Regions from separate parts of the Homo sapiens genome. Here all the other regions are linked to region 4. A link is a loop called in an ENCODE intact Hi-C map of the cell type or tissue named here. Cell type or tissue: Panc1. All regions are shown on one strand.

Evidence for each region. Hi-C counts contacts between places; a loop is a spot of excess contacts. Peaks named below come from ENCODE experiments on the same cell type or tissue, not always from the same donor. Only the 100,000 strongest peaks of a DNase experiment are listed, where the experiment ranks them.
Region 1: a loop joins it to region 4, with 5 times the contacts of the local background. A loop is called at or near these places in 25 of 110 quality-filtered maps.
Region 2: a loop joins it to region 4, with 2.7 times the contacts of the local background. A loop is called at or near these places in 9 of 110 quality-filtered maps.
Region 3: a loop joins it to region 4, with 4 times the contacts of the local background. A loop is called at or near these places in 4 of 110 quality-filtered maps.

What each region holds. Positions count from the first base shown.
Region 1 is chr9:37,259,916-37,264,915 of GRCh38, reverse strand. The region is part of intron 2 of ZCCHC7 (zinc finger CCHC-type containing 7); the gene reads right to left. Among named protein-coding and RNA genes, the nearest start is that of LINC01627, 130 kb to the left of the region's middle. In Panc1, CTCF peaks have their summits at 2,067 and 2,304 (motif pointing right); no DNase peak of the experiment used is centred here.
Region 2 is chr9:36,796,324-36,801,323 of GRCh38, reverse strand. All of the region lies in intron 2 of LOC105376030 (a long non-coding RNA gene), which reads right to left. Among named protein-coding and RNA genes, the nearest start is that of MIR4475, 25 kb to the left of the region's middle. RefSeq lists a silencer at 2,791-2,990. In Panc1, no CTCF peak of the experiment used is centred here; a DNase peak (open chromatin) is centred at 2,872; H3K27me3 peaks cover 1,146 bases.
Region 3 is chr9:37,062,138-37,067,137 of GRCh38, reverse strand. No RefSeq gene overlaps it. Among named protein-coding and RNA genes, the nearest start is that of PAX5, 30 kb to the right of the region's middle. RefSeq lists a silencer at 4,510-4,710. In Panc1, no CTCF peak of the experiment used is centred here; no DNase peak of the experiment used is centred here; H3K27me3 peaks cover 1,826 bases.
Region 4 is chr9:36,994,114-36,999,113 of GRCh38, reverse strand. All of the region lies in intron 5 of PAX5 (paired box 5), which reads left to right. Among named protein-coding and RNA genes, the nearest start is that of PAX5, 38 kb to the left of the region's middle. RefSeq lists enhancers at 930-1,444, 1,445-1,960, 2,462-2,962, 2,864-3,023, 3,734-3,803 and 2 more. In Panc1, no CTCF peak of the experiment used is centred here; a DNase peak (open chromatin) is centred at 3,053; H3K4me3 peaks cover 377 bases; H3K27ac peaks cover 299 bases.

The DNA.
Region 1 (5,000 bases), 270 kb before region 4:
TCCTAAACATTAGAAGGGCCTGCTCTTACACTTCAAACATATAGCTTTTAACAACTCATTTTACAGGAAATTTTTACTTCTCTGATGAGAGTTCAGGTTTAACTGCTATGGAGAGGACTAGAGAAAACAGCATACAGAAGGTTGCCTAAGCAATATAAAGTGAGGCATATAAAAAGATCTGGTTACTGCTTGTAATTTATGGTGCTAGCTCTGTACTTAGGAGGAAATATATCCAAAACCAATTATGTATCAAGAAAACTCGTAAAATAAAATAATATATTAAATGCCTACTTTTCTAGTCCTCTGCAATCTGAAGTTAAGTTAGGAAGCCACAATTTAATGAGGCAACAAATATTTAACTATTTAAATTCTGCTGTGGTGTGTTCACAATACACAATAAAAAAGGCAGTGGGATACATAAAAGTTACACAATTCTCTGCCCTCCACAAAAAAAAAGACTATTTAAAATATCTTCATCAGTACACAGGTTTGATACATTAATGTAATTGGTTGATTATGAGAAGAAAAATCAAGTATTCCATTAAGTCTGGTTTAACAGACACTGTAATACCTTTTTCCGTTTTGGGAATGTCATATATTTTTAAAAAATTAAACGCATTTTATTTTATAAGTACTATTTACATTTGTATGCCATTTATTGGCTTACAAAATGCATTTTAATATTCTTATTAATGTTTAATTTTCACAAGCATCCATTGTAGGAATATTACCTCCACATTATAAAGGAGAAGTGGGCAAGTCTGTCACACAACTAGTAAATGACAGCAAGGATTCAAAATCAGGTCTTGAAAGGTTTAAACAATCTCAACACCAAAGACAAGCAAAGAGATAGTATTAGTTTAAGATCTTAGAAATGTAATGCATATATCAAATTAAAGACTCTTGGGCACTCGTTTATCCATGATCACCAAGTTCAGGAAAGGTCTTGGCTGGAGGAAGAAGTGGCACACGCCCTGACCTTGTTGTAAATAACTTCTTTCTACAATTTGGATGTGATTTTCATGTTTTCTACGTTTAGAAGTTACTCTTAATAATTTGCTTCATAAGTAATTTTAAAGTATTGATTAGGGTTTTAAAATCTATCAAAACTGAATTGATTGGCTGGGTTTTCTGTCTTAACTTGAAAAAGGAAAAGAAATTCTAGCTAACTCAAGAAGAAATTTCCATGTATCCAAAACTTTGCACCCCTTCTGCAAACGTATGTGTGTAGTGTACAATGAAATTTGCCACGTGAAAAATAATTACATAAAATTGTCTAAAAGGTAAAATGACTAATAAATGAAAAGGCCTGATGTCTTCTAGTCTTTTGTTCTTAACTGTAGGATTTTAAAGAGGATATGCAATATTAGTATGCTTCCTTAGTAAATAATGAGTTATACTGAGTTACTACAATATATATGAACTTTAGAAACAACATGTCATAAAAAGTTTTCTAGGAATCTTAATAGAAATAGCAACTAGTAGCAAGGTACAAATATAAATGGGAAATACGATAAAAACCACAGGTTTTTTTTTCATTCCTTCCATTTTAAAAATACAAAATATAAGGGTATATAGAAAATGTAAGAGTATATACAAAATATAAGGTATATAATAGGAAAAGGCTGGGATAAACTGCTACTTTCAACAAGAAAGTAAGATTCTAAAATTCTGGTATTAAAGTTTTGTTAAGCACCATAACTGATGCGAATCCCATAGGTCCCCAAGTCTAGAGTCTAAAATAAGGATGGGCTTATAAGAAATAGGAATTGAAGAATAGAGAATTAAAAAAATAAAAACATAAGCACTGGTTTTAAGAAGAATCACCAGTAAACTCATGTACAACATGAATTATTAACAGTAGAGAAAATCTGATGCTCATTTTTAAGAAAATATGTAACAAAAAATCTTCTATGAAAAGAACATCTTGGGTAATCCACTTATTTAAGACAGTTCTGAAAATCTCTTTTTCCCAAAGTGGATAGACAAACTAAGAAACATCTTCTAAGTAAATCTCAAGAATTTAGTAAACAAGGGTGGCACAAAATTTGTCCATTAAGACTGAAGTAATGGGGCAAAAATCTCAGGTGGATAGAATGCCTACAAGAACGTGGGAGAAAAAAGATGACCCATCTTTTCTGTCAACAATGTCTTTTAAGACATGAAAAGTAAGGAGCTACAGCAGAGCTTTATACTACAGTGTCACAAAATAATGTTAAGATCAAAGATGATTAAAACATCCATTTATTTGGCAAAATGTATGATTTTCCCTGGTATCCACCGGGAGTTCTGGAAGGCATAGATGACCAGGAGAGGGCAGCTCACCACTGCAGCTGTGAGTAAACTGTGAAGACGCGAATCCCTTTCTTTGCAAACAAGGGGACACTATACTTGTATATTTCCCATAGTCAACTAATAAAGAAGATACTGCCATTAAGAAATCAAAACCACACATGAAGTATAATAGTATAAGTTATTGCAACAAGTAACTAGTAAGAAAAATTATTGATAAGTAAATTAGAGTTCATAAAACAAGATGATGCTAAAGTTCCTGCCCCCTCAGATAAACTGAATATATAGCTAGCAACTATAGTCATTATGACTATGTTTACTATCTTTTTATACTTCAGTGTACTTTCTGTAAATAACTACTTTCTTAGAGTTTATCTAAAAAAATCTCTTTACCAAAAAAAAAAAAATCACCTTTTTCTACCAACCAAGTTCAAAATTCGGCACACTTTCTCTTGGATCATGTGTAACTCTGAAATATGTTCTACTTATGATCTGTATGTTGCTAGCAAAAACATACAGATTGCTATTGTCAACCACAATCCAATGGAGCTGCTTTGTTATCATCAAAAGTATAAAAATGGGAACTTTTCTACAATGAGGAGACTCTAGACTGACATAATTTCTTCCTTATAGGCTGAAATCTTTCACGCAATGAGTGTGCGGATAAAACAATTTAAGCACCCAGAATCATAGTTCTCATTTACTAAGACCTCTGGTTCCTATTAACACAAGACTCAGAAGACAAATTACTAGATTACAAATCTCAAAATTTATTTTCATCAGTATATTACTTGCTGCTTAGATGTTTACCTTGACTAAAATTAGGAGAAAAAAACTGAAAAAGAACAAAAGCAATACTGATTACATAAATGGTTAAAAGGTAATTGCTTAATTACGGAATTTCACTTCCTTGTGAGTTTTTCATTTGAAGTTTAAAGTAGTACTTCCAAGCCTTTTTCATGTCACAGTGTTCAAGGAAAGGTGTTTATAGAGCACATTAGGGCAAATGGAGCAGGGCACCTTCAGACAACTGACCCAGAAGCTCCTGCCAGGCCACCCTGAGAACACAAGGAATCAGTATCTTGCTCACCACAACTTATTTTTGCAATAGATGTGGCACATCAGTTAGGAAGTGATAATGTAAATATCTTTGGCCAAGGTTAAGAGGATAAGAGGAGGATCAAACAGTAACTCCAATTCTAGTTCATTGAAGACAGCATTTTACAGCATAGAAATGCTGTGGGAAGCAAAGAAGTGGCTGAGTGCAATCTGGGGTCTGTGTGTTGACTTTGACGTCTTTACCTTTCATATACATTGCTTGTTTCAACTCTTGTCCATTTTACAGAGGACAAAAGACATTTAGTTAGAGAAACTTCCTCTAAAAAAAATCTGTTGACGTCTTAAAGAAGAAAAAAATGACAAATGAGGCTATGAGACATTTTTCTTGATTTTCTTCTTTAAAAATGTCTCTCACATAGGTACAAGATTACAAGATTAAGGGGGACATATATGGTATCAACAACCACCAAAACTCTGGTTATCGGCATTGATAAACAGTAGGCCATCCATATCAAGCAGCCAGTGGTGAGAGCTAAATAATAATCTATGATCCCTTTCCTTCAACCAAAAAACAAACGAACAAACAAAAAAAGATCAGAAATAATAAAAATCCAAGTGGTAATTAAAAGAAAGATATAGAATAAAACACAGCAAACTAAATCAACAAGAGTATTTTGATAGAGCAGTTTGTCTGAACTCCATTTCAAAAGCCTTCCTCTTAGAACCCCAGTCAGATTCAATAGCTACAGTCCTGGCTGCCAGGGAGTTCAGCTTCCATAAGGCTCCTAGAGGAGTATCAAGTCTTACTAAGAAGGTAGCATGTTTTAAAACAAACTCACTGAATACCTGCATGAAAACTACCATGTCTCTGCCCCTAACAACTATATAGGTCCCATTAAGGTCAAATAGTTCATCTTAGGGAAGTCCTGAACAGAGCAATTTAAAGGCAGTTTAGTAGTCTTAGTACTTCGGCAATATAAATGGGCAGAGTAAGCTTACCAGGTATGTAACTTGTGCAGTCACACATGGGCTTGCTCTCAAAAGGGGCCTCTATTTAGTTGAACGGTCCTTTGTCGCCATCTTGAACTTGTTAATGACTTTGAACTTGTACTTTGTAGATGAAGACCAGTGGGACAATGGAGCACAGAACAGAGGAAATATGTCAAGTGTCAGCATATGCACTAAGCAGCTGGACTGGCTGCCTGGGCCCAAATGTGAATACCTGGGACAGACGTGGACAACACAGGGCACTCAAGGCAGTGGCCAGGACTGAGCCCAGATTGGCAATGGCAATGATGGCAGCAGCCCCATGAAAGAGCGGCTCAGCACTGGGGATATACAGTGGAAAGCCAAAGTACTCCTCTTCCTGGAACCTATCCTAACAGTATATGCGCAAATATTAACTCTCCAGCCTAAGGACCAGGACAGGAAGTGTTGGTGCTCAGAGAGTAAAACCTTTGTCAGCATATTATTGCAAAGTATCCAAGTCATGGCACCAAAAATATATCAGAATTCATCAAGGCATTTATAATCTCCAGTTTTATAAACCACTGCAACATTGCAAACCAAATAGCAATAGCTTTAGAAAGAGAAATTGAATATAAAGATTGTCACATTTGGTTGAAAAGAACAATATTTTTGTATGAGAA
Region 2 (5,000 bases), 200 kb after region 4:
CTGATGTGGTAGTACAGAGATAGAATAAGGTAATCAATGAAGCTCCTACTATCCCCAATTTGCCACAAAAACAACGAAGCTCCAGTCACTCTGCTCCAGGTGACACTGAACCTCCTGTGAGATGGGGTGGCTTCCCCCAAACCACCCAGAAACAGGCTGATTGATTGAGCTGAATTCATTTTTCCTCCTGACTACAGGGACAAGTGCTTACAAATTGAATGAAATTGATGCACCGTCTGCAAGTGGAGTTATTCAATTTTCAGCGGCCGCATTCTGAGCCTTTAGCATGCTCCTCACAGTTTTAGGGCAAATAATATTTGTTTTCTTCCTGCACAAATATGAAAATGTTTCCGGCATTCTGAAAGCTCCTCTTTTGGGTATTTGCACTGAATTCCATTTCTGTAAGCGTTTGCTGAGGCTATTGGTCCAAAAGCCAGCAGTTGGCTGGCGATCCTTGAGTGCTGTATGCCAGGCATTTTAACATGTTTGATCTCATTTGACCCCCTACAAGAACCCTCTGAAGGGGACTATTTCCCCTGCTTCCCAGATGGGGAAACCGGGACTTGGAGAAATGGCTTGCCCAAGGACACACAGCCAGTCAATACTGGATCTGCCTCCAAAGCCAAGCCCTGTTGTGGGACTCCTCTCAACCATGAGGTGGTGCAGGTCCATAAAAGGCGTTGGCCAGCTCCAATTTGAGTGGATGGTGAGTCATCAGAGCCCAGCTTAGGCATCTGCAGAAAACATTTATGAATGAATGAATGAGTGGGTGAATAAATAGACAACTGAGGGAATCTCTAGGACAAGGCTCCCATCTCCTCCCTTCCGTGCATCATAATTCTGCTTTTCTGACACTGCCCTGGGAGCCCTGGACCCAAGAGATCCTCCCAAGTCACATCTTCACCTCATAGGCCACCATGTGGTTGTACATCACACAGGGCCCAAACATCAACAGCCCTGTGAGGAGAAAATGGCTGAAGAGCTGTCTCCACTCCTGGAAGAGCTCATTTCTGTGTGTGCTGAAGGGCACTGCCTGGAACAACCGTGACTGTGCAGCTGCCATGGCAGTGTTCTGCAGCCCTGGCAAGCTCCTCTAGCCAAGCCCTTGACAGGTCCTTGCAAGGGCCTCTGGTGGCAGGCAAGGAAGTCTTCCCCGTTTGAGCAGAAGGGGAACCAGACCCAAACAGGAAGATCACACAGCAGAACTGGGACCAGGCTTTCTGATACCCAGCCCAGTGCTTATCCCCCTGCCCCATGATGCATCCTCTTTAATGACTACCAAAATCATGGAGACCCATCAACCCTAGGCCCTGGTTTGCAAGTAGCTTTAGTTTTGAGTTAACAGTTAGGAGCATATGATTGATTAGCAATGTCTGCCATGAGCGAAGGCCAGAGTGACATCAGAGGTGAAGTATATTTATGGACCCCTCCCCAGACCCTAACCAATACGCCTTTTTCCTCTTCAAAACAAAACAGTTTTGAAATTGCCTCTCCTTCTTCCTGTCTCCAGCTCAATATAATTTTCTGACCTAATGGCCAGAACTTGGGAAATTTCACCTTAATGCTACCTGGAAAGGAAGGGTTTGATAAACAATTTAACATTGACTTCAAGATTGCAAGGGGAGTGTTTAATTTGCTCAAGAGACCCACTGTCCTCAAGGACTCCAGTCCATTAGCTTTTGTCCAACTAATGACAAGTGAGTTTTCTATATTCATTAAAGCAGACTTGGGATTTGGCTTGAGGGGCAGTGAACTGGAGAGGAAATAGCACTGGACTCAGGAGGAATGTTCTTGATTACTTGCCGTACGTTTTGAAAAAGAATAAAATGGGGTTTTCTAAAATCCTTTAAAGTCAGGCTTTTTCTGATATGGGCAGGTGAACCTTCCAGTGGAAACCAGGGGTCCACAGAAAGGAAGTTTGCAGGTCAGCTCAAACCAGCTCAACTAGCTCAGGTCACCCACCAGCTACTTTCCAGTGCTCTCCCAACAGGCTGGGCTGGAGGAGACAGAGATTTGAGAGATCAAGCCTTGCCTTGGAGCACTCACAATCTAAGGGGGGAAACTGAGGCAAAAACACCATCCTGCAGGTGAGGGCAGGGAGCAGCCCTTGCTGGTCCCCCAAGGCCCCGCCTCTCCTGCCCCGCCTCGCAGAATTCAATGGATCTCAGCACGACAAATATTCATCAGGATCCTGGTCAGTGCCAGAAGTGTTGAAAAAAGGCAAAAGTTCTCACCGTGCTGCCTCTGCCCTGTTCTCTGCACCTTTGCTTGCTTCAGCCACCCCATGAGAGATGGAGTTGGGGTTATTTCCTGACCTGCTCAGAACAACTCCCCAAATGCCTACAGAATGCCTAGAGAATGCCAGGAGGTTTCTGAAGCTGCTGCTGGCATAAAGAAGATCGTTGTGTAAATTATGAAAGAGCCCTTGAATTGTCAGGGTTTGGAAGGACACAGATGGCTCACTCAGAAGGGGTGATTGGAGAGTTTACCGAAGACATTATTTATGAAGGTGTGGTCATGGCTAAGAAAAACTAGCAAAAGGTGGTGAAATACCCTAGCAACAGAGGGGAGCTGTTACCGCCCTTAGACCCAAAGGGACCACAGAAGAAAGCAGTTATGAAATCCCACTAGGGCTGCAGCTGGGGAGATTTTGACAGACAAGCACAGCCACTGCCAAGCCAACAGGGAGGGAAAAAAGGAATAAATACTCAAGCCTCTCTCCACCACCTCCTGCCTCCTGCCGGTGCTTCCCCTTGGCTTCTCTGCCCAAGAACAGAGATCCCATAGACACTGGCCTTCCAGGGCACAGAGCAACAGGGAGAAGGGTGAGAGCAGGTGTGGGGGTAGAGATGGCCAGCCCCAGTTCCTCCAGATATTTGCTGCCATCTGCCGGAATGTCATGATAAACATTCCATTCTACAATATGATGTAGATGGCGGCCCAATGTTGGCCTGTACAATCATTGGTGGTAATGCTGCTGTAGTCAGGACTGACCCCAACCTCACTCTTGCTCACCCCTGTCCAGCTCATACTCTGGCTCTTCCAAACACCCTGAACAGAAGTCCTACCCTTCCTTCCCTATTTTCACGTACGCCAGTCTAGAAAGTCCAGGGCAAATACCACCTCCTCCCTGAAGCCTGCCTGATGATTCATGAGGGGGCCTCTCTTCTCTCTCTGTCTGTCTCTCTCTCTCTCTCACACACACACACACACCCCTGGCTCCTCTTTGGGAGTAGAAAGCGGGCTCGTTCATTCCGGAATTGACCCTTGAGTCCCCTCTGTCCGTAAGGAAAGCGTCCACGAAGCCGTTCACCATTGTGTGCCTCTGTCTGTGCCTCCTCCACAGGCACAGGGGTGCGTGCAGGGAGCCCCACCAACAGTGAGCCCGACAGGCGGGATGTGAACCCTGGCTCCACCTCCAACTAGCCTTTGGTTTGGGGCAAGTCACTTTACCTTTCTGAGCCTCAGTTTTCCCATCCCACCCATGGGAATGATAATCCCTACCTTGGGGCTGTTGTGAGAATTCCGTAAGATCCTCTGTGTGGCACTCACTAGATGATAGGGTCCCTTCTCTTCCCCCAGTAGAATGGGAGTCCTCAAAGTCACCGAGGGCACATCGTGTCTGTCCTGACCCAGCCTCGGCTCTCAGGATGGCCTGCGACTCGGAGTGGGCTGGTAGAGTGTGCCAGTTAGAAGGGCAACCTCTGGGTAGCCCCTGGGCAGTAACTTGGGCAAATTACTCGGCCTCTCATGCTGTGTTTCCTCATCTTTAAACCAAATAAGAGAAACAGCAGTGGTGTTCCTAGCTAATACCCATGCAGAGATTACTGGGCCTTTGGCACCATTTTGAGTACCTGAAGTACATGAACTCATTCTATCCCTAAACCACACCAGCAGGTGATATGGTGGCTTTTTCCTGTTCACCAAACATTTCCAGTTGTCTTTCAGGCACCTAGTAGGGTTGCATTTCCCCACTACCTTCAAGTTTGATGCGGTCGTGTGACTTGCCTTAGCCAATAAAATGTGAGCAGCAGCGTCATCTGTCACTTCCTGGTGGAGCTTCCTCCAGAGCTTTGGGAATCAGCAGACCCCAGCAAATGCCAATCCTTCCCTTGGCTCTTCTCGTCTGTCTGGCCATTGACCATGACTCACTAGCAAGTGCTCCCAGCTGCGTGTGAACTGGCAGCCCTGGGTTTTCTTTCCTCCTGGGTTAAACTTCTGGCTATCAGTGGGTGAGTGTCTGTTACCTCCAGCTCACTTGCACCTGGCACCTTAGGAGTCAGGGCATGGCTTGCCTCTCTCTCCCTCTGTCACAGTGACTGGCAGTGTTCCACATAATGGTTGTTCTGTCAGTCTGGGCCCCAGGCTGACAATGACAATAGCACAGGCCAATGTCCTTGGCTGATACAAGAAGGACAAACAATGTGACTGAGACAACTTCAGGCCACTGACATCTAGGAGGTGCTCATTACCACAGCACAACATGGCTCATTCTGACTGAGACCAATGGGGCCTCAAATTTATTATCCCTGTTTCATGGTGAGGAAAGTGTAGTATCTATATCATGGATATGATTGATGTTACCACAGTGTTGGTCCATGTAAGCTGGAACATAATTAGCCCTTAATAAATGTTAGCTATGTAAATATCTATACCCCAGATCGCTACAGACATAGGCATAGATGTAAACATGGACATGACTCTGGGCCTGAAGACCTTTCCACCTTTCCAGAGGATGGCTTAGGGCAGCCCAGGCCCTCACAGCCTGGAAGGAAGGCCAAGGTCTCCTCAAGCTCTTTGTGATTCAGCTTGGCACATTTCTGCTGCTTCACCACAGGCCAGAGCTTGGGAATCAGCAGACCCCAGCAAATGCCAACCCTTTCCTTGGTTCTTCTCATCTGTTTGGCCATTGACCATGACTCACTAGCAAGTGCTCCCAACTGTGTGTGAACTGGCAGCCCTGGGTTTTCTTTCCTCCTGGGTTAGACTTCTGGCTATCA
Region 3 (5,000 bases), 68 kb before region 4:
CCATAAGTTTTCTGATATATAACAATGGAATTTCATTACATTAAATTAGGTCTTTTTAAATTTTATTCAGAAGTTTTATAACTTTCAGTGTACAAGTCTTTCTTCCTTGGTTAAATTTATTCCTAAGAATTGTATTTTATTCTTCTGGAATTTTTTTTTTTAGGATCGTTTTTTGATAATGTATATAAACACCACTGGTTTTTGTGAGCTCATCTTGTACCCTGCAACTTTGCTAAATTCACTTACTAGGTCTCATAGATCTTTTGTGTATTCCTTGGGATTTTCTATATGTAGAATCCTGTCTTCTACAACTATAAATATTTCTTCCTTTCCAGTTTGGATGACTATTGTGATTTCAAATGATGAAAGTGTTTTACTTTTTCTTCCCAAACTGCTAGGATTCCCAGTACCATATTGAGTAGCAGTGATGAAAGCAGGCATCCTTATATTGTTTCTGCTGTTAGGTGGAAAGCTTTCAGTCTATCACCAGTAAGTATGAAGAGCTTCCTTGTCTTTCAGTCTTTGGTTGGGGTTGGACAATAGGCAGCATGAGCTAAATTTAGGAGGACAGGAGGGGAATGAAGTCACACCGTTAGTGTGCTGGCTCCCTCTCTGCTGCGTCTGCATGAGTTGATTGTGTTCCTCTACAAAAGACCACAGTTCCTGTCAGGTCCCCTTCTTCATACAGCCACTCCCTCCCTTCCTTGCCCTTTTAGGTGTAACTAACAGGTGAATGCTCCCTGCAATGGCTAGCCCTAGGGTACCATACCTTGTTGTCTTCCCTAGCACTGCCCACCCCTCTGTAAACGGTCCCTTCATGAAACCTTCCTCAGTTCCTCATTTAGAATGTACACCTGTTTCCTGCAGAGACTCTAATTCAAAGACTTAACACTGAGTAAATGGACACATCTTTCTGGACTGCCATCAGCCTGCAGTGGTCCAGCAACACTCCAAAGTGAGTGAGGTTTTAACAACCACCTTATAATCTTTTCTGGCTTTGGATCATATAGAAGTCTGTGACTGGCTATGGGGTAGGAGGAGTTTAGTGGGAACAAGGAAGAGAACTTGCTGCTTTTTATGTCAGCTATGTGTACCTGAGAGATGCAACTTGCATAAACCGTAAAACTTCGTATCCCAATCAGAGTTGCTGAATCGAAGATTTGGAACTGCAACTTCTTCAAATGGGAAGACAAATATTTCCTCCACCTTTGCTTCTGATTCTGCTCATCATCCATTGTTAGTATCCCAGATTAGAATCTGATTAGGACACGCTGGCTGCTTGAACTTTGGGGCTTATTGCTACCAAATATTCGAGCCCAGTCCAACTTTTGTTTCCTAACTGCCTCTACCCCAAGGCCTGATGAAACCCACTTCTTTTGGCCCAAGGAAACTCACATGCTGGCAACATTTATGTACTGTATTCATTTCCTAGGGCTTCCCATAACAAATTATGAAAAAAATGGGGTGACTTTTTTTAACTTGTTTTAACAGCAAGAATTTCTTTTCTCACAGTTTTGGAGGCTAGAAGTCTGAGATCAAGACATTGGCAGGTCCATGCTCTCTGATGGCTTTAAGGAAGAGCCCTCCCTGCCTCTTCCTGGCTTCTGTAGGTTCTTGGCAATCCTTGGTTTGTAGATGCATCACTCCAACCTCTGCCTCTGTCATCACATGGCTACATCTTCTCCCTGCATGTCTCCTTCTTCCTCCTATAAGGCCATTAGTCATACTGAATTAAGAACCCATCATATCTTAACTGATATCTCCAATGACGCTGGTTTCCAAATAAGGTCACTTTTTTTTTTTTTTTTTTTTTTGGAGACAGAGTCTCGCTCTGTCACCCAGGCTGGAGTGCAGTGGTGCAATCTCAGCTCACTGTAACTTCCACCTCCTGGGTTCAAGCGATTCATGTGCCTCAGCCTCCAGAGCAGCTAAAGATAATTTTTTGTGTTTTTAGTAGAGACAGTTTCACCATGTTGCCCAGTCTGGTCTCCAACTCCTGAGCTCAGGCAATCTGCCTACCTGGGCCTCCCAACGTGCCAGAATTACAGGTATGAGCCACCACGCCCAGCCAAATAAGGTCACATTCTGAGATATTAGGGTTTAGGACTTCACCATATCATTTGGGGTGACACAATTCAACCCATAGCAGTATATATTTATCATTTGCAAGGACTTACTTCTCCCTCTCTGACTCATTCCAGTATTAGAAGAGAAAATTGTACTTATAAAGGAAACTTTACAACATTTTATTGAAGCAAAGCAACAGGTGAGCAGAAAAATCAAGAGCCCTCAACTAAAAGTCAAAGGACAGGATTATTGTGCCAGGTATGACATAATTTTCCTGTGTGAACTTTCAAGCCACTTTCTCTCTGTGCCCTTCAGTTTCCTCATCCGTAAAATGAGGAAACAGACTTCATAATTGCCAAGGCAGGTCCCGTTAAGCTCCCCAATTCTAAGATTCTTCGACGTATGCATCCATCGCTAATAGATCTTCTGCAAAGGATACTGTGGGCTTGTTTAAACTGTTTCCTCAGATTGCTTATGCTCAAGGTCTCTCTCGGTCCATTTCCAATTACTCTCCTGTTATCTGTGCGATAGTTTGGCTTATTTGAAAACATCTAGAGAATTCAGTAACCTTGATTCCAAGTGTGAAATATAAAGGCTGCATTTAAAGCTCCATAATTGGACCCAGACATTTCTCCTAATGCTATTAAATCTTCTCATCTAACCTTGATTCAAGGAATATTGTGCAGTTTCCTCTTATGGAGACTCAGAAGCATGCACTGAGGTCAGAGGGGAAAGGAGGAGAATGGGAAGATTTAGGGTCATGACGTATAATTTTACTTATCATTCCATCTGTGAAATTGGCTTACATACTTCCTCCCTGACTTATTTGTACCACTGACTCCTCCAGGGCAGGTGCTCCGTCTTATTCATCTCTGAGTGCACACAAGGACATGCATTTGCCCCCAAAATAGCACATGGCCCAGCCAGTATTGGAGGGAAAAGGGAGGGAGGAAGGCAGAGAGGCCATTCATAAGAGAAGTCCCATCACTGCTCTATTTTCACCCCCACCCTCCTCCTCTGATCCCCTAGACTCAGGTCCTCAGATCCAGGGACTGATTCTCCTTTTTTTTTTTTTTTTTTTTTTCCTTTTTTCTTTTGAGAAAGAGTGATTCTCCTTTTTAAAAAATTGTGGTAAAATAGGCTGGGCATGGTGGCTCATGACTGTAATCCCAGCACTTTGGGAGGTCGAGGCGGGCAGATCACTTGAGGTCACGAGTTTGAGACCAGCCTGACCAACATGTCTAAACCCCATCTCTACTGAAAATATAAAAATTAGCCAGGTGTGGTGGTGCGTGCCTGTAGTCCCAGCTACTTGGGAGGCTGAGGCAGGAGAATTGCTCGAACCTGGGAGGTGGAGGTTGCAATGAGCCGAGATCATGCCACTGCACTCCAGCCTGGGTGACAGAGGGAGACTCCATCTCAAAAAAAAAAAAAAAAAAATTATCCTGGTGTTGGGGCATGTTCCTATAGTCTCAGCTACTTGCGGGGCTGAGGTGGGAGAATTGATTGAGCCTGGAAGGTTGAGGCTGCAGTGTGCTATGATCGCCCTACAGCACTCCAGCCTGGGTGACAGAGTCAGAGACCCTGTCTCAAAAAAAAAAAAAATTATACCAATTTAATAATTTTTAACAGTATAGTTGAGTGGCATTAAATACATTGACATCGTTATACAACCATCACTACCATCCATCTGCAGAGCTTTTTCGTCTTCCCAAACTGAAACTCTGTACCCAGAAAGCAATAATTCCCCATTCCCCTCTTTCCTTGGTCCCTGGCAACCACCATTCTACTTTCCAGCTCTAAGAATTTGACAGTTCTGGGTATGTTATATAAGTGGAATCACACAATATTTGTCCTTTTTATTTTTTTTGAGACAGGGTCTGGCTCTGCCACCCAGGCTGGAGTACAGTGGCATGATCTCAGCTCACTGCAACCTCCACCTCCCAGGCTCAAGTGATCCTCCCACTTCACACTCCCAAGTAGTTGGGAATACAGGCACGTGCCATCAGCATTACAGGCGTGCACTACTGGGCCCGACCGTATTTGTCCTTTTGTGTCTGACTTATTTCATTTAGCATAATGTCTTCAAGGTTTATCCAGGGCTAGGTGAGGTGGCTCATGCCTGTAATCCCAACACTTTGGGGGGCTAACGCAGGAGGATCACTTGGGGCAGAGTTTGAGTCCAGCCTGGGCAATGTCCGAGACTTCGTCTCTACAAAAACTATACAAATTAGCCAGACATGGTGATGTGTGCCTGTTGTCCCAGCTACTTGGGAGGCTGAGGTGGGAGGATCACTTGCGCCTAGGAAGTCGAGGCTGCATTGAGCTGTGTTTATACCACTTGCATTTTAGCCTGGAATGCAAGTGGTACCAACTTGCAAGGTCCTGTCTGAAAAAATAAAAAAGGTTCATCCAGGTTGCAGTATGTGTCAGAATTAGAAACTGATTCTTCCTGAGAGCTACAGAACCTTCAAATTCCCTTCCAATGCTAAGTTCCTCTTTCTCAGCAGGAAGATATGCCTTCTTTGATTAAGCAAGAGTGAGAACAGGACTGATCCAGCCTCCCGGTCTTCACCACACCGTCTTTGTATCCAGGCCCTTGAGACCTCAACTTTAGAGCTTCCTTGGCCCTCATTCGTTTGGTCATTTAACAGATACTTACTTGAGCTCCTGCTCTGTAGGTATCTTCTCCAGTCCTATATGGAGTGTTTATAATCCGACAGAAAAAAAAAGATATATAAATAAATGCAGCCAGACACGGTGGCTCATGCCTGTAATCCCAACACTTTGGGAGGCCAAGGCAGGAGGATTGCTTGAGGCCAGGAGTTCAAGACCAGCCTGGGCAACAAGGCAAGACCTCATCTCTACTAACAAAAAAAGAAAAAGAAATGTGAAGTAAGGTACTCACAGCTTCTAAGAGAGAAGTATTATGG
Region 4 (5,000 bases):
TTTAGGGAGATAGTTTTGAGCTATGTGTCTCAGATGCTCAAGAAACATTCACTCTGCTGAGTGTTTCAGGTAAAAAGATAACATGACAGTGACTAGCCCTGCACTATCCAACAGAAGCAGAATGCAAGCCACGTGTAATTTTAAATGATCTAGTAACTACATTAAAAAGAGTAAAAAGAAACAAGTGGAATTAATTTTAATAATATATTTTATTTAATCCAGTATACCCCAAATATCATCATTTCAACATGTCAGCATATAAAAAATTTGATGCTATATTTTCTCTTATTTTTGCTGCCAAGTTTTTGAAATCTGGTGTGTATTTTACACATGTAGTACATCTCAATTTGGATGCGAAACGTTTGACAGTTAAAGTTAGATGTAGTCCTACCAAAACAATAAAGCTGTGTTTAGTGGGACAAATATTTTACACTGCTTCTATTTTAAAATTAAAATTAAAATCAAATCAAATAAAAAAATTAGCTCCTCGATTGTACTGGCCACATTTCAAGTGCACAGTAGCTACATAGGACTAGCGGCTGCTGTATTGGACAACACAGCTCTAATACAAGTGCTTGGCACATAGTAGGTGCTCAGTAAGTGCTCCTTGGTAGAGTGGATCAGTCACATTCCTTTAGAGGGTTCACAATTAGTAACGAGGGTGAGTGGAGGGACCTCTACTATCCTCAGTCAAGGGTGCTTTTGTTTGGTATTTTGGGCTTCCATAGAAAGCTCCGAGTAGAGTTCTGGAGCAAAGACAAACAAACTAACTAGAATATTGTTAGGCCAGTGGATTGGCGAAGGGCCCTTTCAGTATAGAGATTCTAGAGTTCTTCCTAGGATGCCTGCCTCCAAGACCAGACTCGGGTATATGGCCACTATGTCCAAGTCTCAGATGAACTGTTCTTCAGCAGCAGGTAAGATCTCTGTGGCCTCTGGAGGAAGAGCTGGGGCTGGTTAAAGGAAGCTGCAGGAGGCAGATTATGGCTGAATGCAACATATGGCTTTCAGAAGCAGCCAGGCTGGGCCAAGAATGGAAGCTTTATCTTAGAAAGGTAGTGAGCTCTCCATCATCAGAGGTGTGAGCAGGCGCTGGACAAATGAGGAGCAGAAGAGTCAAGGATGACATTCTGGTTCGGACTCTGTGACTTTTGAGGCAGGCCTGTTCTAGCCTGGGTGGCCAATGCTTCTGTGCCAGTACTGTGTCTGCAAGTGCATCTACCCACTTGTCTTTCCCTTCTGCTGCCTGACCCTGAGGCTGCCACTCATGTGGACTTGACAGGGCAGGGGCCACAAATCATTTCTATCCCCAGCGCAGCCTCTCGGCACAGCCCCGGTTCACACGGATGCCTGGGAGGCCTGCGGGATGGCTCTGAGGGTCAGGCTGGGGTGCCACCCAGTTATGAGATGTCGCTTTGTCTCTTGGTTGGTTTGAACTGAGAGCTTTCGTCGAGGAAGCTGTGGCATGGCTCAGGAATCCTGCTGGGTGAGGGGAATGGAGGCTGAGTCAGCACCTCCCTCTCCGGAAGGCCCAGAGGAGGTGGTGGCAGGGAGAGACTTGGCAAAGCAGGCAGGGCTGTGAATAGCGGCCATGGGTGAAAGGGCAGCCTCAGACCCTGGGTTCCTTCCTGGGCTTTTGATCTCTAGTGAGACCTCCTTCCGCCGCTCTCCCCACTTAGGTCCCCTCCCTGTCCCCCTCACAATAACTCACAGGGCCCTGAGTTTGAAAGGCCCTGAACACACTGAGGTCAGCGGAGTGCGAATCCCTTTCACCAGTTTAGAAAGCTGACCTGTCCAGCCAGTGTGGACTGTGGGGGCCAGAGGTTTCTTTTTGGGCAGTAGGGGTACGTTGCAAGTGAGTTTCCAGCCTTCTGGGCTCTGGACTACCTTCTAAGGAGGGCACAGGAAGGGCAGCCAGGGTTCAGAGGTGGCCTGTCCTTTCCAGAAGATGCCAAGTCTGATGAGACTCTCATGGGGAGGTTTGTTGGGGGGCATTTAGCCAGGTGCTCCCATTATGACTTCCTTTTTGGGGATGCCTGTCTCCTGTCTGTTTTTGTGTCTCTCCCCATGTCTTTGGGGGTGCATCTCATTCTGTGTTATTTGGCTTTATTTCCTGTTTATTGAACCTTCCTCTGTGTCTGTTTCTGTCTCCCGGTCTAGCTCTCACTAGCTTTCTTTTTCGTACATACTCTCTCTCACACACACACTCTCTCTCTCCCTCTCCTTCTTCTCTTTCTCTCACACTCATTCACTCATTCAATTTCCTTTCTCTCTTGCTATCTCTCTCTCTCCCCAAATCCCCTCTTCCCCTGTCTCTTTCAGGCTGGACGCCCCCTCAGCCCTGCCCAGCAGACCTCCACGGGAGCTATGGCCAGAGGGAAGGGGCTTCAGAAGCTCACAGACCGTGCTGGGGCCCTGGGCCCCTCTGACATGGGCAGGTCCTGGTCTTTTCTCTCCTAGGACCCTTTTCCTTCCCTGGATGCATAGATGCTGTCTGCTGCTCCCGGGATGAGGGCAGAAAACAGAAGCAGGAAGTGGGGAGAGCCCTCTCAGAGCTCCCAGAAGGGATGGGTATGTGGAAAAGCTCAGGATTCCTGAGTCAGGAGTAATAGGCAGCCCCTGTGGGATTGAGAGTTCACAGATCTCTGATCCCTGGAGAGCCCCAAATAAGGTGTTGAGTCAAAGGCACAGGCTCATGGGCAGGGATGAAATGGTTTGAGGACTTCTTGTAGCGAGTTACTTAATCTCTCTGCACCTCCATTTTGTTATCTGGCGAATAGAGTTGACGCAAGCCTTGTGGGTTACAGTGAGAATAAAATGAAGTGAAGTGACAGCTGCCAAGGGCGTGGCCCCAGGGCCTGGCTGTAGTCAATGCTGAGTAGATGGCCACGGAGAGGCCTATGTTTGAGGACGTGAGGCCCGTCATGGCAGAGGGCAGCAGGCTTTAGCCACGGTCCTGTTGGCAGCTGGAACTGGCTGGTTCGCCCACCACCACCTTCCTGTTTGGAGCTGTGGAGCCACGGAGCGATTCCATAGTACTGAAGAAGCCGATTGCCTGCAGCCGGGAGCCCGGGGCATCCAGGCTGAACAACAGTGCCCCCAGGTGTCGGCTGCAGAATGAAGGGCCACTCACTTTCCTCCTCCTTTGCCTTTAGGAAGCTGAGTCTCCCAGCCTGCTTCATGGCAGAAGAAAAGGGTCAGGCCCCAGTTTTCCCTGAAGAGAGGCACAGGGAGCACAGGGGGGTGGAGGCCTCCAGGGTGGGGGCAGAGGGTAGCACCCTGGGCCTGGGAGGGCTGGGCGTCTGAGGGGTTGTTGGGGCCACCAGCCTGGACCTCGAGACTCCCCCATGGGAGCTGGAAGGGCCTTGGAGAGCACCTGAGACGCCCCGCTCCGTCATTCGCATGGGAAAACAGGCTCAGAGAAGAGAGGCGGTCTGCCCAGATCACACAGCAAAACCCCCAAAACCTAGAGAGAGAGGATGGCTCTGTGGAAAATCCTTGGCATCCCTTGCCTTTCGATGTGATAAATTCAGTTTTCCTCTCCCTCCTTTCCTCCATTCTCACAGGGCCGTCCGCCATCCCCACTGTTGACAGCCAGCCCCATCAGTCTTATCTCCCCATGGGGTGCTGCCCACACGTCCCCCCGCACTGACCTCAGTTCTTGAGAGAAGCCCTGCCCTTCTCTCGCGGGCCTCCCTTTCCTCCTGCTCATTCCTCCTGTGCCTCCAGTCCCTGTGTGTTGGCTCAGCTTCCCGTCTCCAGGCCATTGCCCACTCAGGGCCTGCCACCTGGAATGCTGTCCTTGAGCCTGGACCTGGCCTGGCTTTCTGGAACCAGCCCACTCCCCTGTGGGGATTTCCAGTGTTGGGTCATTGGTCCTTCACAACTGGCTGAGACCCAAGGATTCTTTAGGGTCCAGTGTGGAGTATGGGTGAACAGGCAGCCTCTCCATCTCCTTTTCCCAGTGTGGCTTTGGGGGCAGGAAGGAGGTTACCACCATTTTGTCTTGGCCTCTGCTGGGGCTTTCCAAGGGCAGGTCCCCTCCCTGGCCCTCTGTGTGCTGTCCCCTGGATGTAGAGAGGTGTCTACATGTCCCCTCATGTAGAGAGGTGGGTTGTTACCTGAGTTCTCTTTTTGTCTAGGAAGGAGTCAGGACCAAGGTTCTGCTGGGGTGTGGTCGTGGTGGGGGCATCACGTAGAACCCAGGGGGGAATTGGCAGCCTGGTAGCCATGCTTTCCTTGGCTTGCCCTGTATTGATGATGATTTTGAATTAGTTACCAACATTGCAAAATCAGGAAATTTCATGTATGGATGGATGCCTGGCTTCTTTGGGGAAGAAAAATCAGATCTGGCAACCCTGGGGCAGCTGGCAGCCTGGCAACCCACAAGGCAACAGTCATCTGGGGCTGCTGGGCCCGAGTTCTCATGCGCTCCCCGCTCAAGTTGCTCTCGGCACTTGTGCTCTGTTTTCCTTGGCCTGAAGGTCTTTGAGCTTCTGGAGTCTTAGCATGAACTCTAAAGAAACCAGTTTGGCTCAGTCTCTGCCTGTGGCAGCTGAAGCTAATGGGAGGCAGATCCTGGAACTGGCCGGTGGGGCCGAGTGTGCGTGCGTGTATGTGTGTGGTCAGGGAAGTGGGTAGTCAGGCTTACAGGCCAGAGGTGGGTAGGGTAGCGGAGGCAAGAACTTAGGGCAGTGGCCAAGCAGCCACACTCCTTGGCAGGTCATGTGCTCTATACCCTGCAGGTAGGGTAGTCCAGGCACAGAGGGCGCAGGCTTGGCCCAAGGGTATGCAGGGGGCAGTTAGTGGCAGAGATGGTGAGGACCTGGTTTCCATCTCCCTGCCTGGCGGGCCACTCTCCCCTGTGATCTCTGTCCTGATCTTGTAGCTGTGGGCACCTCAGCTGAGACCCAGATAGACAACTGCTGGAGGCCTCTGTGGTAACGCAGGGCATCTGAGGCCAGGTGGCCAATTGGAGGGGCTCCTGGGGCCTTTCCCTA